Regions from separate parts of the Homo sapiens genome. Here region 2 is linked to region 1. The links are chromatin loops, found by intact Hi-C in ENCODE. Cell type or tissue: sigmoid colon. All regions are shown on one strand. Links, peaks and the distances in the headings refer to the core of each region. The heading gives the core; the rest is flanking DNA.

The links. A loop is a pair of places that touch in the nucleus more often than their neighbours do. Peaks named below come from ENCODE experiments on the same cell type or tissue, not always from the same donor. Only the 100,000 strongest peaks of a DNase experiment are listed, where the experiment ranks them.
Region 2: a loop joins it to region 1, with 4 times the contacts of the local background. A loop is called at or near these places in 18 of 110 quality-filtered maps.

What each region holds. Positions count from the first base shown.
Region 1 is chr5:52,939,513-52,956,157 of GRCh38, forward strand. It overlaps ITGA1 (integrin subunit alpha 1), which reads left to right. Exons shown (of 29, transcript NM_181501.2): 25 at 78-179; 26 at 328-432; 27 at 5,431-5,523; 28 at 7,833-7,949; 29 at 12,895-16,645. The coding sequence ends at 12,939. It overlaps ITGA2-AS1 (ITGA2 antisense RNA 1), which reads right to left. Exons shown (of 4, transcript NR_186583.1): 3 at 9,313-9,395. Among named protein-coding and RNA genes, the nearest start is that of ITGA2, 42 kb to the right of the region's middle. In sigmoid colon, for the core only: a CTCF peak has its summit at 9,163; a DNase peak (open chromatin) is centred at 9,179.
Region 2 is chr5:54,219,508-54,236,152 of GRCh38, forward strand. The region is part of intron 1 of ARL15 (ARF like GTPase 15); the gene reads right to left. Among named protein-coding and RNA genes, the nearest start is that of ARL15, 83 kb to the right of the region's middle. In sigmoid colon, for the core only: CTCF peaks have their summits at 9,863 (motif pointing left) and 10,069; a DNase peak (open chromatin) is centred at 9,864.

The DNA of each region.
Region 1 (16,645 bases), core at 8,176-10,675:
TTTACACTACTGCAGCAAGTCATGTTTTTCCTCTGATATCTGGCATTGTCTGATAAATGTAATATTTTCATTTCTAGAATGCAAACTGCAGACCCCATATCTTTGAGGATCCTTTCAGTATCAACTCTGGAAAGAAAATGACTACATCAACTGACCATCTCAAACGAGGCACAATTCTGGTAAATTAAGACAAGTGCTATTTTTACCTTTTGCTTTCCAAATGAATAAAATTGATATCAATCTAGAAATAACCATCTGAAGAATTTAAATATAGATATTTGATAAAACGGCAAGAATACTGATATGTATCTCTGGACATTTAAACAGGACTGCAATACATGTAAATTTGCTACCATCACATGTAATCTCACTTCTTCTGACATCAGCCAAGTCAATGTTTCGCTTATCTTGTGGAAACCAACTTTTATAAAAGTAAGTAAATACATAGTTCTATGCACTTATTGAATAATATCAATAAATATTCATTTACCACTTAGAATATGCAAGGCACTGTGCTGCTTTTGGAAAGAATGTGCGACTGGAAGTATAAGAGGATGTGACCAAGCCCCAGCTCTACTTAACCAGCTATGTGTGTCTCATCTTCCTTGTCTGTTAAGAACTAAGATATTACCAAGGTCCCCTCTGGAGAGATATACTTTTTTCAATCTCTCTTATCCTTTTTCTTTGTACTTTAAGAGATAAATACCTTTCCAGTACCAAAGCTTGCACTTATCTTAATACTTTGGAACTCAGTTAATGTACAGAGTATAATAAAGTGGCAACCCTTGACCCCAGTAACAAAGGAAAGAGCTAACATATACCATAGACTTACTGTGTTTTATCAGACTGTTATTATATGTATAATTTTATAATATATAGGTATATATGAAGCCTTTTTTCTTTTTTTTTTTTTTGAGACGGAGTGTCTCTCTGTCGCCCAGGCTGGAGTGCAGTGGCACGATCTCAGCTCACTGCAAGCTCCACCTCCCGGGTTCACGCCATTCTCCTGCCTCAGCCTCCCGAGTAGCTGGGACTACAGGCGCCCACCACCACGCCCGGCTAATTTTTTTTTGTATTTTAGTAGAGACTATGAAGACATTTTTAACCCCTTATAAAGCCAAATCTGTCTGACAATAAGCTACTTTAAAACTTTTTATTGTATTTTGTATTATTTATTTCTCAGGAAGTATTTAGTTGAACATATGACTTTGCCATTTTTGAATTTGATTATAGTAAGTTGCTATTTTTATGTCATTAACTGTTAATATTGGCAATTTCATTTTTTAAATTTCAACTTTAATTTTAGATACAGGGAGTATACATGCACGAGTTTGTTACATGGGTATATTTGCAGGATATTGAGGTTTAGGGTACAGATTCCATCGCTCAGGTAGTGGGCATAATACCCAATAGGTAGTTTGTCAGCTCCTCCAAGTAGTCCATGGTGTCTACTGTTCCCATCTTTATATCCATGAGTACCCAAGGCTTAACTCTCACTTATACGTGAGAACATGTGGTATTTGGTTTTCTGTTCCTGTGGAATTTGCTTAGGATTATGGCCTCCATCTGCATGTATGTTGCTGCAAAGGACATGATTTTGTTCTTTTTTATGGCTGTGCAGTGTTCCATGGTGTATATGTACATATTTTCTTTATCCAGGCCACTGTTGATGGGCACCTATGTTAATTCCATGTCTTTGCTGTTGTGAATAGCACTGCAATGAAGATATGACCGCACGTGTCTTTTTGGTAAACAGTTTCTTTCGGGTATATACACCCAGTAATGGGATTGCTGGGTTGAATGGTAGTTCTGTTTTAAGTTGTTTGAGAAATCTCCAAACTGCTTTCCACTGGCTGAACTAATTTACATCCCCACCAACAGTGTATAAGCTTTTCCTTTTCTCTGCTGCCTCACCATTTTCTGTTATTTTTTGACTTCTTAATAATAGCCATTCTGACTGGAGTGAGATGGTACCTACCTCATTTTGGCTTTTATTTGCATTTCTGTAATGATTAGTGATAATGAGAGTTTTTTCATATGTTTGTTGGTCACCTGTATGTCATGTTTTAAGGAGTCTATTCATGTCCTTCGCCCATTATTTAATGTGGTTATTTGTTGATTGATTGCTTGCTGAGTTGTTCAAGTTCCTTATTCTGGATATTAGACCTTTGTCAGATGCATAGTTTGCAATTATTTTCTCCCATTCTGTAGGTTGTCTGTTTACTCTATTGATAATGTCTTTTGTTGTGCAGAAGCTCTTTAGTTTAATTAGATCCCACTTGTCAATTTTTGTTTTTGTTGCAATTGCTTTTAGAGACTTAGCCAAAAATTATTTGCCAAGACCAATGTCAGAGAGGGTATTTCCTAGGTTTTCTTATAATATTTTTATAGTTAAAGGTCTTATATTTAAATCTTTAATTTGTCTTGGTTAGTTTTTATATATGGGGAAAGTTAGGGGTCCAGTTTCATTCTTCTGCATATGGCTAGCCAGTTATCCCAACACCATTTTTTGACTAGGGATTCCTTTCCCCATTGCTTGTTTTTGTTGGCTTTATCAAAGATCAGACGGCTGTAGGTATGTGGCTTTATTTCTGAATTCTCTATTCTGTTTCACTGGTCCATGTGGCTCTTCTGTACCAGTATCATACTGTTTTGATTACCGTAGCCTTATAGTAGAGTTCGAAGTCAGGCAGTGTGATGGGTCTGGCTTTGTTCTTTTTACTTAGGATTGCTTTGGCTACCTGAGCTCTTTTTTTAGATCCACATGAATTTTAGAATAGTTTTTTCTAATTCTGTGAAAAATGATGTTGGTACTTTAAGAGCAACAGTGTTAAATCTATACATTGCTTTGGGCAGTATGGCCATTTAATGATATTAAATGAAAGGTTTTTTCTTTTATTTGTCTCATCTCTGATTTCTTTCAGCAGTGTTTTTTAGGTCTCCTTTTAGAGATCTCTTACCTCCTTGGTTAGCTGTATTCCTGGATATTTCAGTGTTTTTTGTAGCTTCTGTAAATGGAGTTTTTTTTTTTTTTTTGAGACGGAGTCTCGCTCTGTCGCCCAGGCTGGAGTCCAGTGGCGCGACCTTGGCTCACTGCAAGCTCCGCCTCCCGGGTTCACGCCATTCTCTTGACTCAGCCTCCTGAGCAGCTGGGACTACAGGCACCCACCACCATGCCCGGCTAATTTTTTTTTTTTTTTTTGTATTTTTAGTAGAGATGGGGTTTCACTGTGTTAGCCAGGATGGTCTCGATCTCCTGACCTCATGATCTGCCCACCTCAGCCTCCCAAAGTGCTGGGATTACAGGCGTGAGCCACCGCACCCAGCCCTGAGTTGTGTTGTTTATTTGACTCTCACCTTGAACATTATTGGTGTATAGAAATGCTACTAATTTTTGTACCCCTATTTTATATTCTGAAACTTTACTAAAGTCATTTATGAATTCTAGGAGTTTTTTGGCAGAGTCTTAAGGGTTTTCTAGGTATAGGATCATATTACCAGTGGAAAAAAGATAGCTTGACTTCTTCTATTCCTATTTGGATGTCTTTATTTCTTTATCTTGCCTTATTGCTCTGGCTAGGACTTAGAGTACTAGGTTGAATAGGAGTGGTAAGAGTGGGCATCCTTGTCTTATTCCAGTTCCCCAGGGGAATGGTTCCAGCTTTTGCCCATTCAGTATGATATTGGCTAGGATTAGTTACAGATGACTCTTATTATTTGGAGGTATGTTTCTTTGATGCCTGTCTCTACCTAGAGTTCTTGTGCTGATTCTTTCTCATCTTGGGGGACTGATGTTCTTCAACTGTGGTGTAAGTTGAGTGTAGTCATTTGGGTTTGTTTCTGGATGCTTTCAGAGGGCCAAGTCTCTGTACAGGATCTTTATTTGTGGGTGTATGCTCACAGGAGTGTTTATTAGCAAAGTAATTTTTGGTGTTGTTGTTTGAGCTGTGATCCAGTAGAGGGCAATTAAGGGTAATGGGCAGTAGATAGGCTCTTAGTCTTGCCACTCTTGTATTTGCTCATGTTTGCAGGGGTGCTCTGCAGTGGGTAGGGAGAGGCCTCCTCCAATCACTGGCACTGTACCCATGTTTCTTTTGTTAGGTGTTCTGGGCCACAGGCTCTCTCGGGCAGAGGCCATGGCAGGTAGATAGGTGACACCTTTTCCGAACCAGCCCTGTGGAGGGAGTCATGCCCTACTCCAGTGCTGGCCCACGCTGGCCCACGAATCCATGTTTGTTACCCATCTCAGTGCTCTGAGATGGGGGCTCCTCCCCTACTTGAGTGCCAGCCATAGATCTCAGCTTGGTACTCCTGAGACGGACATGCCATCTCTGGGTCTCCAGGACACCCCGCAGCTCAGAGTCAGGCTCTGGTTGCTTTGGAGGATCCAAAGTCCTCCCAGGTCACAGGGAAAGTACTCAGGTGGGGCGCAGCACCCAGGCTGGGCGGCAGAGACTGCGCTGTGCACATGCTCCTGTGGGGCAGTTAGGCAGGGACTCTGGGAGGGTCTGGCAGGCGGGAGAGGCTGCAGAACAGACATGCCCCAGTCCCATGGGGAATGCCTGCTTTCTCCTGGCTTGTGGTCACCTGGGGCTAGAGCCTCTCTGAAGGAGATGGGGAGTCCGAGGGGATGGGCACCTATGTCTGTGCTCTGCTCACAAAAGCTCCTGGGCTCCATGCTAGCTGAAGCCCTGTCTCTACCTGCTCCCTGGGAAAATCCACCTGCCAGCTCACACATCCATTGGAGATGTTGGGTACTCTGTAGCTTAGATCCCAGATGTCTGTGGCAAGAGTGAGCTGTCCCTCAGTCCCCTCCCTCACCCCTTCTCCAGGAGCCATTTAGGGCCAGGAAGTAGCCCAAGCATTCAGGTACCCTACGCAGGGTTCCCAGCTTCTCCCTCTTCAGCCTCAGCATCTGTGTTGCCTCTCCACACACTTGCGGTGTTTTCTCCCTAGAGATCAGATCTGCCCAAATTATATTATTTACTTGATAATTTGGGATCTCTTAGTGGGAGAGATGGCTGTGTCTAGTTAGCCATCTTGTCCCCCTAGATCATCAATTTCATTTTTAATCCTAAATAAGTGCCTAGATAAACTTCATCACCAGAATGTAGTTGTTTCATGTCTTGCTACATTAAAGGTAGGCAGAGTTTGAGGTTTGTTTTTTCTAATGATAAATCAATACAAAATATTTTTAAAATTTTTTTTCATTCCATAACGAGGATCTAAGTAAGGATTTTCAGTGGCAAATGAGGGAGGACAAGTGCACGGTTATTATTTGATACTACCAGTTCCATTTGGAAGTTAACAAAACTGGAATTTTTAATCTCTCAGAAAAATCTTAGCTTTTATAAATGTCCTACTCAAACATGACTAGCTCTCATTTTGATTAGCATCATATATTAAGAACAAATCCTATTTGCTTTTCAGTCATATTTTTCCAGCTTAAATCTTACTATAAGGGGAGAACTTCGGAGTGAAAATGCATCTCTGGTTTTAAGTAGCAGCAATCAAAAAAGAGAGGTAAGTGCAACATGAGTTTTGAAAACATTATGCATTTCACTCTGAATTTTGTGACATAATGTTTTATAATTGTTGATAGTCCCTTAAGCAGTGACTGGTATTGCTCTCGGTAAGTGACAGACACTATTTGCTTCAAATTATACTTCATTAGCTTCAAATGTGATTTTAGTCTTATTCATCCTTGTAAGACACTGGGAAAATCATGATATTTACAATTCACATGCCGCATTTGACTTTATCACTTATAACTATCACGGTAAATGGATGTTTTTACTTTCACTTTGATAACAAATGATGCAGTTGTAACTTTCCTCCTTAAAAGCTGACATTATAAAATGCAGCTGATATCTGAAGAGCAGCCGCAAAAAACAACTTCTTTATAAAAAGTGCCTTTATACTGTACAGGAAAACATGTACATTTTTTAAAGTTTTCTTTCAAATTTCATTGAGAAATTTGAAACAAAAAAGTGATGGTATTTCCTAATACAAATTCAGACTTGAGTCCTCAGTAAAAATAGAAAGGTTTGAGTTTTTAACTCTTGTCCTTTTTATAAATTAATAAGCCAAGGTGACGGAGTAAGACCCCATCTCTAAAAAAATAAAATAAAATAAGTACTTGTTACACATGCAGGCACTTCAGCATGATCTCCCCCCTTCTCATGGGAGACTTTAAATATCCCATGTGGATAACAGCACCATGTGAATCATAAAATTCAATTTGGAAGCTCCCTAACTTTCAGATGTTCTTTTTAAATTGCTTATTTCAAATTTTTCCAATATCAATGACTTCTGATAAGTATACGCTTTTCAAGAAAAAGGAAAATACATGCATATAATGTTTACTTATGTCATAAAGAGCGCTTAGCATAAGCAATGCAAAATGCAAAGTTGTTCCTTACATAGAATAGCCAACATTTCACTAAAACCTAAAAAATTTGAGTATGGTTTATGTTGGAAAAGTACATATGATTCCTAAATTTATGTGTTAAAATTTTATAATGAGTTTTATTTTCCCTAAATATTAGTTAAAAATTCCCCTGGAAATATTTATTCTACATTCATCCTAAAGGAAAAATTATATCTATATTGATAAAATTACTAAAAGTGATCATTTTGTAATTGTGTGATCTGAGGAAAGTCACTGATCTTATCTAGATTCCGGTTTCCATATCTGTAAGTTCAGGGAATTGTTTTACATATGTTTAAAATCTGCCTTGCTGGGCTTAGTGGCTCATGTCTGTCATCCCAGCCTACTCGGGAGACTGAGATGGAAGGATCACTTTAGCCCAGGAGTTTGAGATCAGCCTGGGCAAAATAGTGAAACCCCATCTGTGTTTTGTTTTGTTTTGTTTTAAGAAACTGTCATAATGGTCTGATGCTGTATATGTCTACATTCTTGCCAGCTCTGTCACCTACCTGGAGTGATTTGAGAGGTTTTGATTAGTATCATGCATATACAAATCTCTCCCCTGTTAGTTTCTTTTTCTACCCTAATCTTCCCTCTAGGTAAAGAAATTGAGGTGTTACTGTTAAAGGCAAATACAGGGCTTGAACTATTACTAGCCATTGATATCTACCCTAAATTAATTTTTTTCAAATCCCCCAGGGATGAGACACAGAGCAGATAGGTTTCATTGAGGTTTGAGTGCCACCCTGAGAGAGCTTGAGTAGCTGGAACACTAAAAGCGGTCCATTTTACAGCTTTGCTTCAGTTAAAACCTGATTTATACATGTGGACCCAGTGATAAGTCAAGTAGAAGAAACATTGTGGTATAATGAAGAGCACACTGGGAGTGAATACATATGCAAACATTCACTTACCCATACACTTGACATGTATGCATTATACTTTCAATTTATAAACAAAAAATTATGCACACTAGAAATAAAATAAGGAGACTTTCTCAGGTTCTTATGACAACAAACTGCGACATTCCAATCTAAACTAATGCTATTGTGATAATACAGTAGTGTACTAATTAATCTTTAACACACATAATACTTTGGTTCTCCCTGAGTTAAACAGAAATTCACTCCTCCCCTTGAGCATTCCAATCCATTGACATTTAACCCTTTATGTATAAATTTCAGAAGGATAATATTATAAATACCTTTTGGTAATAATAAATTTGACATAGTTAGAGATTTAGACTAGATGAAGAGCATTTTCTAATGTAAATCTAATGTTTTCTCATTATATAGTAACGAGATTAATGCACTGGTAGAGAATTGTAGCCTGCAAGAACTCAATGTTCCAGGAGTTCTAATAGGTGTTTATTATGTTAACAATCTTGTTTAATAATTTTCAGCTTGCTATTCAAATATCCAAAGATGGGCTACCGGGCAGAGTGCCATTATGGGTCATCCTGCTGAGTGCTTTTGCCGGATTGTTGCTGTTAATGCTGCTCATTTTAGCACTGTGGAAGGTAAACACCAAAATTCCTTTGACTCTCTACTTCAATCATCAACAGCAAACTGGAGAAATAAGCTCTGATATATTCAGACTATGTAATATAGTATTATTACAGCAATGAAACAAACGTTGAAATGATGACTAAGGGAAAGAAAAAAGAAAAATGCGTATTTCAAACACTGCACACAACTTGACCCAATTTTTGTAAAGGAAAAAAAACTTATTTTAAGTTAGAAATAGTCAAAAATTCACAAAAGTATCTTTCTAGAGTTTAGTATGATAGGGGACTTTCACATGTGTAACAATTAAAATTTTATAATAAGTATGTATTTCTTTTATAAACAGAGAACAATGAAAACTGTCTTTTATAGAGAAAGAAAAAATGAATTCCTATGTCAATTTAAGGATATATAAGCAGTAGATTCAAGGTTAAAATAAGCCTTGTTTTAATCACATCTCCATGTGTCTTAAATATCAAATAATTCTTTAATGTTTAAATATATATGGCACATTTTATGTAATAAATTGTGTGCCTGAGTGGAGGATAAGGGATCAGCTGATGTAGGGGAGATCTTAAAGTTTCACAGACTCCTATTTCAAATTCTGTGGTAAATGTGAGTAACCACCTATTTTGTGTCAAGTAACTCTGGATATTTATGTAATGTTTTGCTTAGGCTGAAATAGACATGATTTTTAAAACTCTTAGCAGCTGTATAATTTTCACATTAAGTAGAATTGAGATGACAGCTTTTGGGATAAGTTGAATAGAGAATAACATCCCATACAGAGTTGAATGTTTTTTCAATTAAATATCAAATAAGCATTTATTCTAGCATAATATCCCCCTAGATTTTACCTATTGTTTTGTTAAATAGTTAAATTATGTTAAAAATATAGGTTGTGGCTACATATTAATTGTTCTATTACCTGAGCAACATAATTATTTAATCAAATAGTTTAAATAGCAAGTTTCTCTCCCACTGAAATACCAACTGTTCCTATCCTTTCTTACTCTCCTATGACTCACTTCCTCTTTTGAGGGGCTTAGTCTCAGAGGAGATGGTGAACAAAGCCAGATGTAGGTCAGTGGCATTTAATTCAGTAAATAGAATCCATGGCTTTTCTCTAGCAAAGTTCCCCAAACAAAATTCTCCACTATAGCCAATGTCCAGCTCTTCCTTCTACTTTATAAGGGATCAGTGTTCTCTCTGTAATACCTAGCTTTGCCACACTGTGGTACCCAAGGCCTGGCTTATTGGTGTCAAGGTTGTACTTGAAATATAGGAAGTGGTTTCTTCATTTCTATGCACCTCTAATAGAGAGTGTTACTGTTGATTTTTTTCAGCATAGTCTTCTGTTCTCAGCACTGCACTTACCTCTATGGTTTTAGAACACCGCTGGCAGGAGAAGAGGAAAACCAGAGCTGATATTTGGATAGGTTCTTTCAGGCCTTGTACCTCTGTTTCAGACAAACAAATAGGAAATTTCAGTCACCTATTTTTCAGTCAGTAGTCTGAAAAAGCATAAATGTAAAACTAAGCTCATTGTTTCATCCAGATAATGATGTGTTGATACATTCTGACAGCTTCTTAGGTTATTATTAATATTATTATTATTGCAGGCCCAAAAGAAGATCATTTGACAAACTTTGGGCTGTCTTACCCGGTAGAAATAGTTCAGCCACTTCATTGGGAGGCCCAGCAATCAGAACTGTGATTCTAAGGTAGAAGGGAAGAAACTAGCTCTTATCGAATGCTTACTATGTGCAGGGAGCTATTTTAAACATTTCTGCTTTAAGCATTCCCACTTAATACTCATATCAACCTTATGAGGTCGTATGAACCTCCTCTTTTAAGTGAAGAACATAAAATTTAAGTATATTTCCCAAAGACACATAGTGAGATTCAGAGTAAGGATCTGAATTCTGTGCCAAAACCACTGACTATTATCACTCTGTGTTCTCTCTTGCTTCCATTCACTCTGGTGTCCTTGCAACAATCTTTTCGACCAAGTATTTTAACTACATTTTACACCTGAGGACATTAAAGCAAAGGGAGGTAAAGTGACTCTCCCATGATTACTAGCTAGTAAATGACTGGATTCAAGGAATGATCTACAGAGCTCTTTCTTTTTCCAATATATCCTACTGCTGCAGGCTATAGGGTAGGGCTCTTTACTCTGGAGCTCCAGGAGTTGGGTTTTGTTCAAGAGAGTCATGAACTCTCTTAAACACATAATACTGTCTTTGGTTTTGGAATGAGGGTCCCTGGTTGGATTCAGACTTTCGGTAGTTCCATTATATCAAGAAGGCTAATCCCACTTCCCCCTACTTTAAAGTTCTGTTGGAAGCTGCCTGAAGCATGAGTTCAGTTGCAGTAGGTTCAGAAGAGCTACTCTTATCCCAGACATCTTTTTTATTCTAACTAGATCTGGATCAGACACCTCAGGACTATCCCTTCTTCCTTCCTTTCCTGAATCCCACCAGTTTGGAGTTCATTGGAACTCCCAAGTCTGAGTCTCTGTGTAAGAGACAGGCCAAAAGTTTCTCTTAGAGCAGAGATTCACTTTCAAAAGACACAGTCTTTATATCTTTGTCTTCATCATACACATGGCAAAAATTAAAGCTTGACAAAGTGTTAGTAGCTGCTTAATACACTTCATGATTGATGGGAGGAATCTTGTAGGGGACGTAGGTTTAAATAGGTGGAGAAACTTGTCCTGAACTGTGGTACCACATGCCGGGGGAGATGCCAGCACACCAGGAGCCATGAGAGACTCAGAACATTCCTCTCTCCTAACTTGATGTCATAATGATGCCTGAAGTTCCTCAACTGATGATTTATTTATTAATCCTAAAGCTTTATTCTTCATCCAATATACATGTTCTGGGTGGGTGTGGATGGGGACTGGTGTCTCACCACTTTTTAGTCTTTTATACATTAGTATGAATTTATTCATTCAGCAATTATTCCATGTTATATTCATTAAGCACTTACTTTTCTGACAGTTATCACCTCATTAGAGCCTTTGCCATAGGGTTTTGAACAAGGGATCATGAAGCAAACACAGGAAGGAAAAAATGAAAGCCAGTGCTGCAAAGAAAGTGTTGGGGCTGAAAACAAACTCTATTGGTTTCAAATTTGGGCTAGGATTGGCCCAGTCCATCTTGAAGCTATAAACTATTTTCTCCTAATCTCCACTCTTTGCCACTCAACTTCTCTTAAAAACCCATGTTAATTGGTTGGGTGGAGTGCTTAGATAACAGAAGTTATTTTAAAATAGAACATTTAATGTGTAGAAGCCAAGGAGCATTGTAAAGAAGCAAAAAGAGCTGTGAGAGATCAGAAGCAAAGCAGAGTGGGAAGGAGAAAAAGTCTTAGAATCCACCACCTGCTTTTGTGAAAGCCTTGTCTGTTTATTTTTGACTCAGGACATGCAGGCACAAGTTAAGAAGCCTAATGGTTTGTGAATCTGGAACTTTTATACTTGGCTCATATGAAAAAGCCTGAGACGTGTAGGAGAGCTGGCATTTGGGGAAGAAAAACTTATTGTTTTCATGTGTATTTGTTCCGTTACCGCCTTTTCTTCATCTACCACCAACTAGATGATGGCATAATAGAAGACATGAGCCCTGAATAAAAATTTTCCAACCTAAAAGTGCATATTTTTGAGGGTTTATCCCCTCTAAGCCCTCAGTTGTTTAATAATTATTTTATAAACACATAGTTCCCTGGCATAATTTGCCATAATTTCGTGATTAAAATGATGTAGAGGTGCCACACTTTTAAAGAATTAACTCATTGCCTTTGCTCGATCTATTATAGCCCCCTCTCAAATTTAAAAAATATATACAAATTTGAAAAATCACTTACCTATGACCCTTAATTTTCTTTTTTTAAAAATAAGCATTTTAGGTTAGATAATTGCAAAGATCCCTTCTATCCCCCATACTTAGTTTTGTTATTCTATAGGATGGGAAACAATTGCAGCACTTATAACTTTTTATGATGCCCCAAATTGCAAAGCATAATGAAATATGGCTCACCATCCACCACGATGTGAAATTTTTCTTATGGTCAACAACTTCATTTTTTATTTCCAAATGATATAGTGTGTTTTCAAGAGGCTTTTTATATCAAATCTATATAAGCAGACGTCCTGATGCATTTAAAGTTAATACAGACAACTCAGAAATCTCCCTAACGCCCTAGCCATAATATACCTGTCAGATTCCCTACCATCTCTAATGACCTCAACTTATGGTCATCGATCATTTGATGGAAATTTCTCTGCCACATCCCTGAAAAAAAAGATGATGGCAAAGAAGAGACAATGCTAGCTAATTGCAGTTTGTCTCCCAAAATATTTTCCCAGAAGCTTTTAATTAGTTCAATGTGTATACTATATTTTACTAGGGGTCATGGTGTATTTAACCAATGAAAATATTAAAAATGAAACCGCGGCCCGGCGCGATGGCTCACGCCTGTAATCCCAGCACTTTGGGAGGCCGAGGCAGGCAGATCATGAGGTCAAGAGATAGAGACCATCCTGGCCAACATGGTGAAACCCCGTCTCTACTGAAAATACAAAAATTAGCTGGGCATGGTGGTGCATGCCTGTAGTCCCAGCTACCCAGGAGGCTGAGGCAGGAGAATCACTTGAACCCGGGTGGCGGAGGTTGCAGTGAGCGGAGATCACGCCACTGCACTCCAGCCTGGTGACAGAGTGAGACTGTCTCAAAAAAAAAAAAGAAAAGAAAAAAAAAGAAACAGCAATTTAATAAATGTCATTTTTTGACATTGAATATTAATAGGTCAATGAGAAAATATTTCTTAATTATATTAGTTGTGTGCCCAGCATTGCCAATATACTATTAAATTTAATTCTATCCAAAGGATTAATATTTGCTACCTAAATTAAAATAGTTAATTGTGTTATGTTTTGTGTTTTCTCAACAGATTGGATTCTTCAAAAGACCACTGAAAAAGAAAATGGAGAAATGAAATATTTTATGAAAGAAAATAATAACAATTATTCAATAATCTATCCTCAGGTTTGCCTCAAATATGTGACAAGAAATGTATAATTCATGACATAGTCATGTAACTATGTAATCCATCAGGGATTCATTACTTGGAAAATGACAGGTCATGCATTATCCAAAAACAATACCAAAAAGACATATTTTATAAAATGACAAAAAATATTTTACATAATTACTCATTTTTGTTGAGTAAGCAAAATTACAAAGTGTTTTTAAAAAAACCTGTACAAATATGTTTATGTATTAAATCACCATCCAAAATATTTAAGGAATATATAAAAAGATTTTTATGATCATAGAAACATCTATTTTCAAAACAATATAAATTAAGCTTTTCCCCTTGATTCCTGTTGGATATCCATGTTCAGCATGACAGTCAGCACTCGTAAATGCCAAGAAAAGAATTACCTGAAAAAGATCATTTCTCCCTATTCAAATGAGAATATTTTCCCTTGGTAGAATCCATATACAATATGGATTGAAAATTAAGTCACCAAGAATACATTTAGCATCTTTGTGTTGGGTTCTATACCTAAAAATTTTCCCTCCCTGCCCAAGGTGATTGGAAAGTACTGCAATTGAGCTAAAATTTTATCTAGGATGGAAAATCAGGATAGACTCGTTTAAAAACAAGTATATTAAATGGGTTAAATTAAGCTTTTACAGAACATGCTTAATTTTGATATTGAGCTCTAAATGCAAAACTCTTTTATACTGAAAAAACACTTAAAGTAGTTTTGTGTGGCATCACAGTGATTTGTCATGAAAAGCCATATATGGGGGACATGCTAAAATGGCTTCTGAATGAAATACGACAGCAGAGAAAGATGCCACTGAAATGCTGAAATTATCTTTGCTGAGCAGCTTTTGAATGCTAAGGGTTCCAGTATGTGACCCAAAGAAAGAGTTGTCTCAACTCCTTGGTACAGGGTTCATTCAAACCCCCAAGCTGTGAGAGTGTGTTTATTTTTAATTTTTTAAAAGGTATTTAATTTCCAACCACACTTCTTATTTTTTTGAAAAGACAATTTTCCATTTCAGTATTACATTTTACCAAGAAGTCACTGCTTTTTAGGTGTGTTGCATCAATATTTAAATAAAATCCCAGAAATGTATTTTAAAGAATTTCAGGTTTGAAAACTCAAACCAACAGGAAGATATCACACCTTTGTATGTGCTTCTTTGTTCTTGAAGTAGTCATTATGGTTCATTGGAATCTACTGTAGCATAAGCTCCTAGGTTGCTCCATTTCTTAGGAAAATAGCAATGAATGAATGTATAGTAGCTGCATGTGTGAACTACTGCTGTAAAGTTTGCTGACATTTCTGCAACAACATTTCTCCATCTGATTTACCAGAACCTGTAACAAGACCAGAACATGTATTCATCCAGAAACTCCTGGGCTCTGCTTTGTTCAAAGAGGAGCAAATCCACATAGAAATTAAATGTTATAAATTTATTTTTTTAAACTAATTTCCAAAGAATTTAGCTGAAGACTCAGAGTCAGCCTACCTCTTGACTCTCCACATCCGCATCTAAGATCCTGAAGGCCAAAGGAATGCGCCTGTGGGATGCCAAAGCCATCAGTAGCTGGAAGAAAGAATACCTCTTTCTAGAGGTTTGGTGTCCTCTTGCTGGCCTGTCATTATTTGGAAATACGCGCTTTTGGAATTTCCTTCATTTTCGCTATTTCCAGGTTCAGAAATCATACCTACCACTTGTTCTTTCTTTGCCCAGTAAAACTCAGGGTTTCTCTTATTCAGAGTTACCATGTTGCACACCCCCAGTGCTCAGCCTGCCCAGAAGCCCTTCTCTGATCTCAGCAAGATCTTAGTAGTAAAGCTAACGGATCCATTGAAATTCATACTCAGCATCTGTGACTACTAGACAAAGCCCATTTACTGAACCATAAGTGTGCACTTTTAAACTAAATTGTTAACTGAAAGGGAAAAAATAGAAATGAGGGCATTTTGAAGTTTTTAGAAAAGAGAGGAAGAGCTGTTGGCCAGATCAAAGAGATACTTATAAGCCCGGCACAATTTTTAACATAAGTCATTCCTGGCTATTAAGTAAAATATTTCATGAACCAGAAGTCCTGTTTCTCTAATATTATAATTTGTTGAGGTTTGTGTGTGTGTGTGTGTGCATGTGCAGACACATGTACACATATAAATTGAATACAAAAATAGCTCTATAACACCAAAAAACAGAGTTTACAGAAAATAAACACAAAAGCTATATCTGCAAGACAAGTTTGATTCATCTAGTTTCATATAGTTTCATATAGTTTCATTTTTATTAATATTTAGGTTTAACTTATAGTTCTGCAATTATTTAAAAAACAAGTACAGAGCGTTTGATTAAAAAAAGTCAACAAATGTTTCAAAACAGCTTTGTACAAATGTTATAAAACATATTTAATGATTAAGAAATGTACTAGACTCTATCATTTACTTTTAAAACATTTAATTAGAAAAACAGGTGATATTTAAGACTATTTATAAACTTATTGGCCAAATTGCCAAAAAGTTTCTTTTTCTCTAACTTTGGTATTCTAAATAATTGATTATTGCTCCCATTGTAAACTGAACCATGTATGCACTCTCTTTTCTGACCAAACTACAATGGTATATTGGTAAATTATTTAACAACACACTGTCCAGGAGGGAAAAAAAAAACAGTCTCTGATTTGTATCATTTGCCAATTTCCATGGTCCAAATATTCTCTCTCCATTTTCAAACTACCAAAGTGACCCTAATCAGCTTACAAAATTCCTGGAAATGTATCTGCCACCTCTTACCAACCAGTGTGAGCTGACTTCAGCACACCACTGAGACAGATTACACGATAGACAGATAGATAGATAGATAGATAGATAGATAGATAGATAGATAGATAGATATTGATAGAGAACATGTTGTGTCTATATACATATCCAATGACACACAGTATAATCATGTTTTAAATTATGCCAAAAGTACTGATTATATCAAGCCCAGTAAACATAATGCTACACAGCACCCATTCTTTAATTTTGATTTCTAAAATTATAACCTTCCTTTGATATTAATAAAATGTTATGAACTTGCAGGAGAAGGAAGGAGTTGAAAGAAGGAAAATATAAAGGGTGATCCACAGTGAAAATCAGACCTACACAAGCCACAAAAAAATTGTCTCATTTTCCCAAGGAATTCAAAGTCCTGTGATACACATTACAAAAGATGACACTTTGTAAATATTTTGAACTTCTATGATCCAATTTCAACTTCATTGGTCCAATTTGTCAAACTATTTTCCTCTGAGCACTAGATTCATGGGCAATTTAATCTCTGAATATTTTCTGTGTCATAAGTGTGCTTGAAAAGAGGCTTGTAGTAAACAGATATTTTTACAAAATTTGATGCTTCTGCAACCATAATAATTTTATCTATAAATGCGTATATACATATATATATATATATATATACACATACACTCACATGCAGATATTTACATATATAGATATTCTCTTTTCCTTTTATAAAATCAAAGTCTAGGCTCAATTGGAAAATGGAAATATTTGCACCAAAAGAAAAAAGTGCCATTGTTGTGATCAATGGAGTAAAGCTGGGGTATAGTAGAGGCTGGGGAATCCCTGCCCATGTTCTCTCCAAGGCCACAGCTT
Region 2 (16,645 bases), core at 8,533-11,032, 1.3 Mb after region 1:
CAATCACTGCAAAGAAAGAGACAGGGAACTAATTAAATAAATTACATACTAATTAAATACAAGTTATTTGGGAACTTTTTTTGTAAGTCTAGGTTTTGTTTTTAAACACAAAAAGTCTGTATCATACTGGTTTATCTGTGAGAAGAGGCACTGGTCACAAAAAAGAGAGACGGAGAAAGAAAGGGGGAAAAAGAAAAGAAACAGAATGACAACAGTAACTACCAATATTTCAAAATGTGGTTTTTAAGAATTTCCAAAAATCACACTTCCAAAAATCACAGAAATGTTGTGGCTAAAAAGTTCATTCCTGATACTAACTGTTCTTTAAAAGCCATGGGCAACCATATGGCAAAATCTAGAACTAAAATGAAAAGGACAAAATGTGTCCTTCCATATTTAATATTCATTTCTTGAAATGGATAATCTAGTGGTATCTTGAAGGAATAAACATATTTCTTTGCAATGACTTGCTGAATGTCAGAGCATAACAAGATTATTTACAGTCTTTAAGAAAAGTATGGAAACAAGAAATTCCTATAACAGATTATTTAAAAAAAACACTACCACCTTATTTTATGGGTTACTAATAATCATGTAACTCTTTCAACTGTAGGGTAACTGCCATACAATTACAATGCCTAGTTATTTATGTCTCACAGATTATATAGTACTAAAGAAAGTTACCTGTTACCATATGTAGACACTTGTGGTTGGCAGATGTGGAAAATACTTTACCATAAAGATCAAAATTGGCTTAAAAATTGACCTAGCATATGAACGTGATTTATTTATCTCCACTCCCCTCCCCCACCTCTGTTTTGTTTGCTTTTCCTGTGGATGAAAGAAGGAAAAATAGAAACTTCTAAAGAGATATACAGCTTTCCAGAGTCAATGGTTTAATCTAAGTGGAGTCAGCTACTGAACTTTATTCAGCTGGTTTCTCCCCAGAGCACGTCTTCACCGAAGTTTCTGTTTGACCTGTTTCATTTCCTTGGAAAATTCTGGCATTAAATGCAGCTATTACTGGTCTTAAGTTAGAAACATTCTTCTTGCTTGATTTTTTAAATATGATAATCACCTTAATTTTTTAATATAATAAGCACCTTCACACTCATCCTATGTTTCATGGTACTAAGAGACCTTCGGACGCCGCATGCTAGTTCCACTTTCCTACAAGTTTGTTTACTAGTGAAATTAAACAGTCAATCCCATTTATCTCTGAAATCAGCAGTGTCCCCTAGCAAGAGATAAGAGACAATGTGTGTTGTATAATTTACTGGGAACTAATTCATGGTGACCAATAAATTGTGCAGTCCTCCTAAAGCACCCCCTTTGCCGTGGTGAGATCCGCAGTGCCGACTCTCGTCCTGGCACTAAGATAGATAAGTCCTAAGAGTGAAATCAGTAGACATGTGTCTTTTTTTTTTCCCTTTAATTCTGAATAAAATTCCAGAATTTAGGGAGTGAAAAACACTTCCCCAACCCCCGCCAAAAAAATCTGACATTTTCTTTCTGCCGAAAGTCTAATTTCTCTTTCCCCAAATTGCTTCACCATATGGAAGGAAAGAATCTCCACCTTTTATCTTCAATCTGTATCACAGTTTGGGCATATACGAGAATTTTGTGTTCACTTTTAATTTTCTTGCTAGTTAAGAACAACTAACAACTTTCTTGTATGTTAGGACTCAAAATACGTACCTCAAGAGTTGTGGTACATTTCACACAGGTCAGAAGACAAGCATTATGGAAATGAAATGATTTTATGATGACTTTGCTTTAATAGGGGTTTTACACAGGGGCTTTCCTGGGAAGATGTCCAGGCAAATTGTGTCCAAAGCCCAGAATGAAGGGAAAATTCACCTTGATGTAACATAGTTGAAGAGGGATTTGCTGATTTGTCATTTTAAATGAAACACAAACTCCAATTCCAGCCCAGTTATGAGAGCATTCCTTTGTCCTCTTACTTAAGGGATTTTTCTTTTTCCTTTCTTTCCTTTATTTCTTTCAAATCCTACAATTTGAGAAACCACTCAAGAAGATGGGGTGTGTATACACACACACACACTTCATACATACATCTGTACATGTACACACACATCCATTTTCAAACAAGCGCTAATAAGAGTCCAGTTGGCTCTGAGATAATATATCCAAAACGAATCCCACTCTTCTTAAGCATAAACTTCACACAAATAACTAGATATAAACAAGCCACATTTAATAAGGATAAATAAAATCTCTGTCAAGCTTACAACAGGACCAAAAAAAAGTCATGGGGGCCAGAGAAGTAATTTTTAGGTTATTTGGCAAGAAACATGCACACACACACACACACACACACACACACACACACACACACACACAAAACCCTCATGCACATGTGTGCATGCACAGTGTGTGCGCACACATACACAGTTTTTCGTTTGGAACATTTTTGAACAATGAAAAGGCAAGAGAAATTTAAGCGTCTTGGGAAATACTCTTCCTGTGCCAAATAAGCATAAACAAAATAAATTCTAAAAGCAAATTTTAAATACTAGAGGATGGAAAGTAAAAATGAGCCAAGCTGGAGTGGAAATATCAATCCTGAAAGAATCAGAAAGCAAGTTTCTCTTGAACCCCAATGAATCTTGCATTTCTAAGAAGCACAATTCAGTTACTTGAGCTGTCCTTTGAACAAAAATTTAAACTTAAAGAATATATTTAAGAATATAATTAAGTCAGCTACCTGGGATTTTATTCAAAAAGTGATACTGATTATTTTCCCCAAAACATCTAGGAATAGTGTGGCAATAAAGTGGCACTGTGTTTCAAAAGGAGCCCCCCAAAACCTTCAAAGCTAAGATTCTATTTAGTCAATGATTTGGCTAGGACTCACCACATAAAAAACACAACACAACAAAAAACAAACAAGCAAACACACTTGAGCAGCCTGTTTGGATATTGTAGTACTTGTTCCACAGAAGTCATCAGAGTGTTCTAGGAGCTTCTCGTCTAGGTTAACACTGACACTGCTGGTCAGCAATAAATCAAAGCTATGCTCGTCATACAAGCACGTAAAATCATCACCTTAAATGGTATGAAAGTATTTGTGCTGTTAGAAGGTAGGGAATGGGGTGAGGGGAGGAGCAAGGATAAGGATTCCTTCTTTCCCATTCCACTCTCGGGTTCTCTTGATCTTCCCAGGGTGGAGGAGCAGTAGGAAACTGTTCACCCACCCAGTTACTGTGGGAAAAAACTGGAGGGCTCTAGTGAAAAATGGGAAAACTCTTCCCCACACCTTTATCTCAAGCCTTGGCTTAAGGTATAATACTTTTTATTTTTTATTTTTTTTGAGACGGAGTCTCACTCTGTCGCCCAAGAGTGCAGTGGCACAATCTCGGCTGACTGCAACCTCCGCCTCCCGGGTTCTAGTGATTCTTCTGCCTCAGCCTCCCGAGCAGCCAGGACTACAGGCACGCGTCACTATGCCTGGATTTTTTTTTTTTTTTTTTTTTTAAGAGACAGGGTTTCACCATATTGGCCAGGCTAGTCTAGAACTCCTGACCTCATGATCCGCCAGCCTCGGCAAGGAGACAAGTTACTTGATAGTCAAACTGGGCCTTAAAATTATCACGCATCATGTTATTAAAAGGCAGTGACCATGGAAGGGTAAATGTCCTCCCTCCTCCTTTCATGAGAACACTAAACCATCCTCCCACCATGTAAAAAAAAAACTACTTATATTTTTTATTAAAATTTACATCATGTAAAAAAATTATGTCCAAAACGGCTTGGTTAAAAAAGACCACCTAGGATATGTTTGTGTTCAGATTTGTTAAAATGCAGAGATTTAAAGAACTAAAATTCTTTATTAAAGAATATTTTCAATAATTTAATGGTAGCTTTCTTGTGGCGTTTTAGAGTTCGCACACAGTAGGCTGTGGTTTAGGAGCTAAAGTTGAATGCGATCCCAGAGTTTCTTTAAATAGGTCATTTTAGAGATAGAAAAGGGTCTACAGGTTGATTGACAATTGACAAACTATTTGGCCCACTAGGCATAAACTTCTATTAGATAGATTATTGGGGCTTTCACAGATAACCTTGGTAACAGCATTATCTAAATATGAAAATAACAATAAAATAACAATCAATTTTATGATTCTCAAATCAGAGCTTTAAGAAAATAGATCCAAATAGCATATGACTAAGAACTTACTATGTATCAATCAAATGGCATAAAAATACTTGCAACATGGTCATCTTGAAAAATTTACAATCTACCTCCACGGTCTGTCTGAACAACAAACTTAACACAAGGCAGAATGGACTGAATACTGAGAATAAATGGCAATTATGAGAGCGCCGGGGTTGGGAAGAGCTTCCTTGACTTGAGTACTGGAGGCATGTCAGGAGCAGGTTATAAGAATGCTGTGGCACTTGAGCAGCACCTTGAATGTTGGCTGCATTCAGAGCAAAAAGTACGCATCAGTACAAGCAGGAGAATAAAAATTCAGGGCATCATCCACAAACAGACATGCCAGAGCTTACATCATATTAGGATGTTGTGTGCTTGTGGCCATACAACGCAGGGACACAATGAAAGTTAGGTTTTAGAAAGTTAAGACTCAGCAGAGTGGAGTGAGGAGGAGCGAAGGCAATCACAAGGAGGCCGGGGTAACCGTCCAAGCCAGAGGATATGTGGGCTGAACTCCAAAGGCGGCAGTGGGAACGCATTGTGGTGACCCTGCACGCAACTGAAAGGAGATACCATCTGACTGCATGGCAATGTGAAGAAGGGGGATGAGACAAGGATGACAAGGCAGATGGCATCACAACTGAGATAAGGCACAGGAAATGAGGAAATGGAACTGATGGAGGGAAGAAGGAGAAGGATTTAATCTTGAAGAATCCAAGTATACGAGGCCAGCAGGACAGACACGTGCAATAGGCGGAATTAGAGATTAATCAGTTGACTGATTAATTGATTTCACATCCACTATCCAACAGACTTTCAATGACTCAACTATGGGAGTCCAGAAAATTATACGGAAAAATATAAATAACTATAAATCAGCATCTGGGCTCAACATTCAGATACTGGATTGTGAAACTCAAGAGGGATCTAGGGACTGAAACTGAAAACCTGGACATCATCAGTGTAAAAATGATAGTTGTCACCACCCCTTGAGAGTGGGAGTGGTGGGAAGGGAAGGGAGAGAATATTCATTTTTTTACTTTATAACAAACTTTTATTGTTTGAATTTTTATCAACAGCACATACTACTTTTTGTGGTCTTTTAAAAGCCAATGTTTTAAAAAAAATAAAGCAAAAAGACTGAAGCCATAGGAACAGGCAGTATCACAAATTGACTTCTCAAATATGTGCAGTTAATGTACACAAGCACTCAGGTGGGAACTGAGAAACACAAAGGTGATTTCAACCCAAGTCCTGTGTGAATCTAATGGGAAAATAAAGGCACTGGAGTCAAACAGGATTCAAACTCCTCTCCCACTAATAGTTACATAGGTGAATTCTTAAATTCCCTCAAGTTCAACTATTTTTCTCTAAAAATGAGGCAAACAATACCTCATAGGGTTGCTGTAAAGATGAGACAAGTTAACGTAATTAAAGCCCCTAAAGGGTAGCATTTGGCACACAGTAGGTACTCAATTAAGATTCCCTGATTTTTCATCCTTCTGCCAAGATGGGGAAACTCAAAATTTCAGTCAGGTTTAAAAAGAGACTGAAAAGAAGTGATCAGAGGGACCGCAGCAGAAAAAAAGATGGCACCATGTCATGGGGACTAGCGGAGAGAAGCAAAGCGCCTTTATCCATCCACTCAACATAAATGTACTAAGCATTAACACCTGCTGGAGTGGATAACTATGTCAAAGGTGGTGGAGATGGTGAGAAGTAGATTATTTGACAACTAGGAAAGAGGTCCTTGCCGACTTGCAAGAAGAGTCCCAGCAGAACAGCAGGAGAAGATACTACTTGGCCAGAGGGCTAAGGAATGACTGGGTGGTGAAGAGTGACAGTAGGAAGAAGTGACAGTTCTTTGAGAAATTTGTAACTAAGGGAATGAGAGGCTCTTGTGAAGCGAAGGTTTCAGGAAAGTTAAGTAGCTCATAGGATAAAAGGAGGAAAGTCTGTGGAAAGGGAGAAAGTGATGGCAGGGAGGAGGTGGCAGAGTTCATTCACAGTGTAAGGCCCTGAAGCTGACAAGAGGGTGCCCAAAGTGAGGAGGCTGACCTTGGGAAGGAGTAAGGACACACCATCGCATCGGGAAGCAAGTGTGAGAAGTAGGCTGGAAATACAGACAAAGGTTCAGGTGTAAAGGAGAGCTGAAGAAATTCAATTGGATTACCATCTACCTTCTCATTGAAAAAGGAAGCAAGATTACTAGCAAAATAAGGAAAGCTGATGGAAATGGGACCCCAGGGTGAAGAAGGATCGAAAACTAAAAAGACTTTCCCAGGAGCAGTGAGGTTCCAGCAGAGGGAGGTGGCACACATCAATACTAAGCATTTAGCCCAATGTGATTGGGCTAATGTGATTTCCTCCAGTGATTTTCAGTGGCCTGGGATATAGACACGGGGGGAGTGGGAAGGCAGTCATAATAGTGGGCAAAGCAGAAGTTAAAAGGGCAAGGGATTCTAAGGATGCCAGTGAGCCAACAGCTGACACGGTGGACTGGGGAGGTCAAGGCCTGAAGGTTGAGCAGGGAAGGAAGGATGAGACTGAGTGACAAGAAAAGCGGCAGGTGGAAAATGGCCGTTAATTGGATTTAAGATGAGGAACAAGCACGTTTAGAGGAAATGAAGGAATGAGTAAGTGAAAGAACAGAAGGCTGTGACTGGAAGACAGCTCCAAGCTTGAATCCTTAGAAATGAGGCAATTCCAGGCCATGGAAAGGGTTGAAGCTGGCTGATTAAAGGGAATGCAGAAATTCCTGGAATCGAGAGGCCAGGCCTCCAGCCATTCATGACACTGGAAGCCGTGGTTAGCTATGATAATATCAGAAGACCAAGCTAGGCAAAGAGGAAGAGATCCAAAGGAGAAGAAAATGGAGGAAACAGAAAAAATATAACTTTCTGAATAGACTAATTTCAAAGACTGTTAAAAATAATCTTTCTTTAGAAATAATGCCTTGCTTTTAGTCTAAGTTATTAAAAAAAATGAGTAAAACCTTTAAAATCCACAGCAGAAAAAGCCATTTCACCATTTATATGTCTTCAACTGAAGCAAAAATCAAGGACCTGACTCTTTGTTCTTCAACTCAACACATCTGATACGGTGTGGCTATGTCTCCAGCCAAATCTCATCTTGAATAATTGTAGCTCCCATAATTCCCAAGTGTTGTGGGAGGGGCCCAGTGGGAGATAACTGAATCATGGGGGTGGTTCTCCCATTCTGTTCTCATGGTAGTGAATAAGTCTCATGAGATCTGATGGTCTTATAAGGGATTTCCCCTTTCACTTGTCTCTCAATTCTCTCTTGCCTGCCGCTATGTAAGACATCCCTTGCTTTTCCCCCATGATTGTGTGGCCTCCCTAGCCATGTGGAACTGTGAGTCAATTAAAACTTTTTCCTTTATAAATCACCCAGCCTCAGGTATATCTTTATTAGTAGCATGAGAACAGACTAATACACTATTTCAAACAAGATGGCAAAGTAACTGGTAACAACTGAAGGAAATAACGCTGCTTCTGTAAGCACTGAGGCCAAGTTGTCTGAGCTCACCTTCTCCCTTCACACACTGGGGAAGGAGGAGGCCTGATGACAGGATCCCTACACAGCTTGCTCAAGCACAGGTGAGCCACAGCACATCCTCCTGCAGCAAGCAAGGTGGCATGACTAACACAAGACCTAACCTCATTGCCTTTACACAGCTCTTTCATATCCATTACCTCTCTTAATCCTCACAGGCTCTCTGGGAGGCAGGTATTACTATGAGCGGCTTTTTATCAGTGAAAAAATAGAGACTTGTGGGCCAGAAGACTTGCTCAAACGCTGAGTCTGGCAGAAACCAAGGCCCTCCCACTCCAGAATTTAGCCCTTTCCACTAAATCCCACCAACTGAATGACTGCAAGGGCCAGATGCACAGGAGACAGCGCAGTTCAGAAAGGCCTGAATACTTCTGGGTCATTCTCAAAGTCACACAGGGCAGCTAAAACATAAAGCAAGATAAGCAGCATCAGCAGGTATTCCTTAGGGATACTTCACTTACAACTGAAAGAAAAGATAACTTTTCCACATTTGAGCACATTGAACAATTGTCAGTGTGCTCACAATTCATGAGAAGACAAGAAAACCCAGAGTCTACAGAAATCAAAAGTGACAGAATCATCATTTCAGAGCTGTAGGTACAAAACAGTAAGTGGTCTCTGGGTGTGCAGAAGGAGTTAACATTTTCTACAGAGTAACACCTTTTCTGAGAAGAGACTGGACTGGCAGAAGCAGGAGATAAGAGGATGGGTTGGAAAAAACCACAACATCTTCTCAAACCAAGAGAAAGACAAGATAGAAGTAGAGAAGGAAACTTGGGACTTGTATGTCTGTAACGCCAGAGGACCCTGGGCACCTTACATGAAAATTATCAGAAATGCAAATTATCAGATGGCTAATTTCTAAGGTCACCTGGTGCCAAACACATTACAATTTCAGTCTCTGCCTCACACATCTCACATCCCTAAAAATAGAGGCAAAGGGGACAAAAATTATCTTCAGAAAGCCTGGTGTCCACTAAGCCTGGCAATATATTCTATGACAAGCCACATTTTATCACAGAATACTACAATCTGAAAAGGTTCCCTGAGATACATACTGCTAATCTAAAGAAGTGTTGAACCAAAATTGTAACTAAATCACCAAATTCTGCATAAACCCAGGGGGTAGAATAGGTTCAATATTCAGGACTAGCTCAAACAGGTGAATTTACTCAGATAACTGATGAAATCTCATCTTCTAAAGTCCTTATTACCACGAGGACTGACCCCCCCACCCCCACCCACCCAGACAACAAAAGAGAAAGTCAATTAATAATTATGATATAAGGTTATTCTCACCTCCCCCATTACTGTTTCTTGGAGTTTTTATGAGGTTTTGCAATAAAAATTTATAGCTATCTGAAATAGTTCTAACCTCTTCCACAAGTAGTTTGCTTATTTGTTCATCCTTTTCCTCTAGCCCATGTAAATAAAACACAACCTTCACTTTCATGGTAAGAAAAATATTCCCTTTAATGAATTTCAGGAATCAGGAAGAAAACTGCGCTAGTCTCATGGATCTCATGTTAAGGATTCTAAGAATTCTTTACTTAAGAGATCTGTTTTCCTTATTCCTCAATCTCCTTTAAAGAAGCTGAGCATTTTTAAAAGGATATCATAGTATTACTTTAAAAGCACCAAACATAGCATCCCTGAAAATAACATGTTTCCTGTCGGGAGAAGCATGTTAAGGTGTCTGTGAGAGATTTCTGGGGTTTATTCTAATCCATGTTTCTGGGGGGCATCTGGGACACTCTAGGAACACAAGGGCCCCTCTTTCCACTTTGGTTGTCACTAGTCACACAGATTTTCTTACTACTCACTGCTTGACTGAGTCGTCTCAATTCATTAAACATTCTCTGAGCTATTGGCAAGACTTCAACCATGGTGACATTTCCTTTACACTAGATCATCCAACTATAGCCTTCCTAGAAAACAATGCTTGGACAGTAGCAAAAGCCTGTTGGGTCAGCTAACGACATCAAGTTATAATAAGATCTCAAAGTTTGTCTTTCTTTTTAATTTTTGTTTTCTTCTCTAGCAGTTACAACATGCACCTTGAGATGGTAATAGTCAAAGTATTGACTGAATGTGCCTGCCCCCTGGTGGCTGGTGGGGTGAAGGACACACTGTAGAAATCCTTCGGGTACCTGCATCAGAATCAGACACGAGAGATATGAAAGCAAGCACACAAATCAGAATTTGCTGTAGTGGAGTATTACGAAGATCTGGTATAAAATGAAATAAAATAGAGTTTAAAAAAGGAAAACATTACTAACAAACAGTTTTAGAGACAAGTCACCAAGATCTTAGCTTGAGATACACTAACCCAGGCTCCTCCTGCCAAATTATGAGCAATTATTGTGCTAAGTATCTATGTGCACCTGTTGTTGTCCTAGCTTCTTCCAATTAAATTATAATCTTAAGATTATTGTTATTCGGAAGAAGGAGTCTAGGTTAGCATATCTCAAGCTAAGAGCTTGGAAACTGAAACACATTTTAATTGTGGTCATTGCTCCACACCATAGGGGCTCCCTCTGGGACATGGTCTCAACTGGCTCTGGCCGATTCTGATCCCCACCGGCAATCTCACTTCCCGTTCTCCCCTTTGAGGCCAAATTGTCCATGGTGACTTTAAACCTGGATTCATAGATGCCTTCAGGACAGGGAAAAATCTAAGCCTGTGAGGCAGCAATACGGGGAGTAAAGGAGACTGAGGAGAGACCTGTGGTGACTAGGAACATGGCTTCCTACAGGCATTCAAACTCCATTGTTTAAAATTAACTCTACATTGCCCAAAAAACATTTTTAGAGCAGTGCTCTGCTCACCCCTGTAATCCCAGCACTTCGGGAGGCTGAGGCAGGTGGATCACAAGGTCAGGAGTTCAAGACCAGCCTGGCCAATATGAAATCCCGTCTCTACCAAAAATACAAAAATTAGCTGGGCATGGTGGCAGGTGCCTGTAGTCCCAGCTACTTGGGAGGCTGAGGCAGGAGAATCGCTTGAACCGGCAGGCGGAGGTTGCAGTGAGCCCAGATCGCGCCACTGCACTCCAGCCTGGAGACAGAGTGAGATTCCATCTCAGAAAAAAAAAAAAAAAAGAAAAGAAAAGAAAAAGAAAAAGAAAGAATGAAAAGAAAAGAAAAGGTGAACCAAAAAAGCACAAAGAAGGAAGAAGAGAATGTCCTGAATGGCCTTTCCCAACCACCAAAGACATGCACCCAGATGCCTCAATACGGTCTCCTCAAATGCCATGGGACTACGTCAAAAATATATATATATCTTTCCAATGAACCAGCTCCTGCTCTTGATTTTCCTATTTCTCTCAAAGAAATGATCACTTTCCCAGCCAGCTGGACTTGGAAAAGGTGTCATCTGGACCCTCTCCTCCTCTGTGAGGTATGAGCAAGTCTTCCCTGTAATCCTGTCCTCTCCCTCTGTGCGCCCTCATCCAGGTTCTCACTCCCTAGGGCCTTTTTCTTGTTCCTATGCATCCAGCATTTTCCCTTAGAGATCCCAGTATAATAAATTACTCAAATATGTGCAGTCCTTTGTAGTTACAATGTGCTTTTGCCATATTTTCTATTTTAGTTTTATTTTTGAGTATATAACAGCTTGGTAGGTAAGCAAAAAAAATACTATTTCTATTTTACAGGAGATGAAAGAAATATTGAGAGGAATTAAGTGATTTGGCCATTGCCACTACAGAATCTCACTAATAGCATTTTTACCTAGATCAGTAGCCCATTTCTCTCTCCTGCTCTCTGTTCCTCTTTCTCTCTCTCCCTCTTTCCCCTGCTCTTTCTGGTCTCCAGCACTGTATAAGCCAGTTGCTTGGGGAATGTTTCCACGTGGATATCCCACAAACACATTAAACTCATCATGATGAAAACCAAATGCACCCTTGGCTCCTCTCAACTTGCTGCTCTGCTGTTCTCTAGTTCAGTGAACAAGGATCACCCACCTAGAAACCTGGAAGTCCTGACTCCTCATTCTCCTTCACTGACCCATCCAGTCACCAATTTTCAAGTCTACAAAACTATTAAACTGTTTCTCGAAACCAAGTTTCTCTCAATCCCCACTGCCCACTTCTGCCACCCTCATCCAGCCTATAACATCCACTTCTCTGTCTCTCTCATAACACTCTTATCTGCACAGCCCCAGTCAATCCATCCCTCACACTTCACCTTGAATAATCTTTCACTCTGCTTCTTACAACATTTTGATGTCTCACCAAAACCCTCAAAATAAAAACCAAGCTCCTTAACAAGGCTGGCAGAGCTCATCAGCTTCTCTGGGTGGTAACTCCTTATCTTAGCTTAGGCTACCATGACAAAATACCAAGACCCTGGGTGGCTTAAACAACAGAAATGTATTTTCTCACAGTTCTGCAGGTCGGAAAGTCCAAGATCAAAGTTTGAGAGGGTTCAGTTTCTGATGAGGGCTCTATTTCTGGCTAGCAAACCATTACTTTGTCCTCACATGGCCTTTCCTTGGTGCATGAGTGTGGAGAGTGAGGGAGCTTTCTGGTGTTTTTAAAATAAGGACACTAGTAGTATCAGATTAGGGCCCCACTTTTAAGACCTCATTTAACCCTAATTCCCTCCATATAGACCCTATCTCCAAACGTAGTCACTGGGGGACAGAGCCTCAACATATGAACTTGGGGAGACACAATTCAGTCCATACTCCCTCTCCAATCTCAAGTGAAGGCCTGACCACTTAGCAGTCTACGCTGCGGCCACACTGACTGCTCATGTGCTGTCTCTAAATCCAAATCCTTGTGGAGCCCTCTCCAGAACCCTCTCCTTTTCCTTAGGCTCCCTATACCTTTTGCTTAACTAACCCCTCACTCTTTAAGTCTCAGCCTCCATAGTCTTAGTTCTTCCAAAAAGTCCTGCAATCTGACCTGCAAGCCCTTTCCCCTCTGGGATTAGAGGCCCTCACCAAATGTTCCCATGATCCTGACCACATTTGCCTGTATCCTTTACTAGATTCTTGGCTCTTTGACAGCAGGTACTGAGGCTGTCTGTTCACGGCTGCAACCCTAACATAACCCAAGAGCACTATTAATACATAGTGCTCTTTCAATAAATATCATTGTCAAATGCCATTCTCAAAAAGGTAGGCAGAAAAACAGGAAGGGAAGGAGAGACCAGAGTAAGCAATGGCTCCTTACTATCTATGGAAAAAAGTTTCCAGTTGTTCTGACATTCGAAGCTCCCTTCCACTGGGCCTCAAGACCCTAAGTTCATATTTGAAAGGCTGCACAGGAGAAAGCAGAGCCTTATGCTGCATTTGGGGGTAAAAATAGAACCAACAGGTAGAAATATGGGAGAAACAGGGCAGAGTGGGAAGGGCAGGGGTGCTTAATTAAAGACGCATGCCCACCTACCAGGAAAGCCACAAAATTGCTTCTCAGAACTTGTGTTCAGGGACCTCTCCGGTCTGCTCTGCCTTCAAGACACATTCTTTTCTCCTCTGATTTCCTCTATTCCCACAAGAGCCATCAATTGGAGTCTACCCTCAGCCCCTTGTTCGGCTGACACTCATGTTCACCCCTGCCCTCATACACCATCCTTGTTTGCAATGGCTTCACAACACCCAGTTCTATGCTTCTCCTAGTCCAGCCGTTTTCAATGTGTGCATGGACTCCTGAGGGTCCCCAAGACCCTTTCAGAGGATCTGCAGGATCAAAACTAATGTCATCATACTAAGACATTATTTACCTCTTGCATTGTGTTTGCATTAACATTGATGGAGAGAGTGAGTGAGTGAAACTGCTGGCCCTTTAGCACAAATCATGCTGGTGGCACCAAACTCTACCAGCTGCCATTGTGTTTTACATAAAAATGGCCTTGATGAAGCAGTAAACTATCAATTTTATTAAATCTTGACACGTTACTATTCTGTGTGATGAAATACATACAAAACATTTCTGCTCTATGTAAAAGTCTAAGGGTTGTCTCAAGGAAAAGTACTCGTGAACCTAACTAACTTCTCTTTTCATGGAACACCATTTTTACTTGAAAAAATGACTTACAGGCAAACTATAATTATTCGAACTTGGGTATTTCACAGATATTTTCTTAAAAATAAATGAAGTGGGCATGTCAATTCAAGGAAAACAACTGTTAGTATTTGTTGCCAGTGATAAAATTCAAGCTTTCAAATGAAAATTAAATTCTTAGAAAACTTGTATCTGCCATCATGAACTTGACATATTTACAAGACTGATATTGTGTTAACATTTGGAAGATTTACATAACTAGATGAACCAATATTTTCCAAGACCAATGTGTAATATTACAAAGTCATGCCTGAGCAAAAGAGTCTTTCAAGGTCCAAGAGAGACTACTGGCTTTTAACATAACTAACTAGAATAAGTTCACTGATATGGTTTCAGGTTCCACATGGCAACTAGCCCCTAAGGAACTACCATTTGATTGTTTAGATATAGAATCACAGAAGACTACTCACAATTATCAGAAAAGGCTATTAAAATATTCTTTTCCAACTTCATAGCTGCGTGGGGTTGAATTTTCTTCACATACTTTAACCAAAACACACAACAGATTAAATGCAGAGGCAAATATGAGACTCTAGCTGCCCTCTATTAACCCAGACATTAAAAAGATCTGCAAAGAGGTAAAACAATGCCATTTTCTCACTAATTTTTGTTTTGGAAAATATAGTTCTTTTTCATTTAAATGTTATTCATATTAACATGTAATGGGTTTATTTTTATTTATTTTTTGAGACAGTCTCGCTCTGTTGCCAGGCTGGTACAACGGCAAGATCTCAGCTCACTGCAACCTCTGCTTCCCTGATTCAAGCAATTGTCCTGCCTCAGCTTCCCAAGTAGCTGGGATTATAGGCGCGTGCCACCAAGCCCGGCTAATTTTTTTATTTTTGTAGAGATGGGGTTTCTCCATGTTGGCCAGGTCTCGAACTCCTGGCATCAGGTGATCCGCCCGTTTCAGCCTCCCAAAGTGCTGGGATTACAGGCTTGAGCCACCAGGCCTGGCCCGTTACTATTGTTATTTTTAAATGCATTAGTAAAAAAAAAAAAAATTTTAATTGCTAGAACATTAAATATCAATACCCACATTAATAAAAGCTATTTGGGAGCCTTAATAATTATCAATGGTGTAAAGGGGTCCTGAGACCAAAAAGTTTGACTTCACCAGGTGTTTGAACACTACAGATCCCATCTTGCCCATGAAGCTTCCCTAGACATCCCCACCCCACCGTGCTCCCTTCTGCATCCTACAATAGCATCCACTGGTAAGGCCACTATTTTAATAATGATATGGTTGCTTTATACTAATGAATTATGTTTTTGTACAACAGTCTCCTAGTGTCCATGTTTAAGAATTTAAGGGACTTTGCTTTCCAAAGCTGTTAACCCAACTAGCTCTGTGAAAGTGAAACAAAATTATGGACTTAAATTTCTGTCTGTGTCAAAAAAGAGTAAAATGCACCCTCTAGTGGACTTGTAAGCTCACAGAACACAAAATAAATTTATTGGATTGTCAGAAGAATTACAACTCCGTCCCAGAAAATTCAGATTATAAAATAATAATATATGAGCATAGGGAAATTAATTTTAATTTTTTGATAATATGTTTTTAAAAGAGCTAAGAAAATGTGAAACCAAATCTAGTTTGAATGTAGTTCATAACTAAATGCAAAAGTAAACCTGAGGTCACACACAAAAAACTTCTTTCTTAAATTCCTATGAATTGATTATACATCGGCTATCCAAAATAATCTGTTCAAATTATGTCTTATTAACTACTTATAACTTTAAATACATAGAAGCATTAACATGGATAAAGTTGGGATTATTATTAGTTCAATTTCCAAATATTAAAACTACACTCAACTTACAACCTGGGCATTCCAATGGCCTTCACAAAATCTGAAAAAGGACCTTTGAAGGATAAGAACCAATGCTTGGGGTATACTTTTAACTCTGTATGTTAATGTTAAAAGGATTTAATTCTATGCATCTTTCTCTAGGATGACATAAGAAAAACAGTGTAAAAATACACTCAACCTTATCAGATAAAATAATGTAATGACATGGAAAGAAGTCTGAAATATATGGTTAAACTAAAAAATGTAGTCACAGAATAACGGGTGGCATGATCTAATTTATGTTTTAAAAAATGTACGCACGTGTACCCATGTTTATGAGCACATATGCACGTTAATTCTATAGTTAAACCTTTTTTTTTTTTTTGAGACAAGGTCTCGCTCTGTCACCCAAGCTGTAGTACAGTGGCTCGCTCATGCCTCACTGCAGCCTTGCTCCTGGGCTCAGCCTCCCAAGTAGCTGGGAATATAGGCATGTGCCACCACACCCAGCTAATTTTTATAATTTTTGTAGAGACAGGGCTTCAACATGTTGCCCAGGCTGGTCTCGAACTCCTGGGTTCAAATGATCTGCCTGTCTTGGCTTCCCAAAGTGCTGGGATTACAGGTGTGAGCCACCACCCCGGGCTATAGTAAAGTATTAACATTTGTTATTTCTGGCAAGGAATATGCATTAGTAGCAAAAATAATGGAAGGGCATTTGACTATACTTCTATACTGTTAAGATGCTGTGAGCATTTTTAATTCAAAATAATCAAATATGGAATTTTTAAGGAAATTACAGTTATAATTAATTCAAAGAACTGTATGAAATGGGAATTGTTATTTCATCAACTAGGACATTAAAAGGTTTGAGTAACAATAAGAAATTTGATATAGCTATTTGGTTTTTAAATCATTAGACTGGAAAAGAAAATTTTTTAAATGGCTTTATCACCAGAACACAATGTCTGATTCCTCTGATGATAATGCAAGCTGAAGTGGTATATAAAATCCTCTCTGCCACTTTT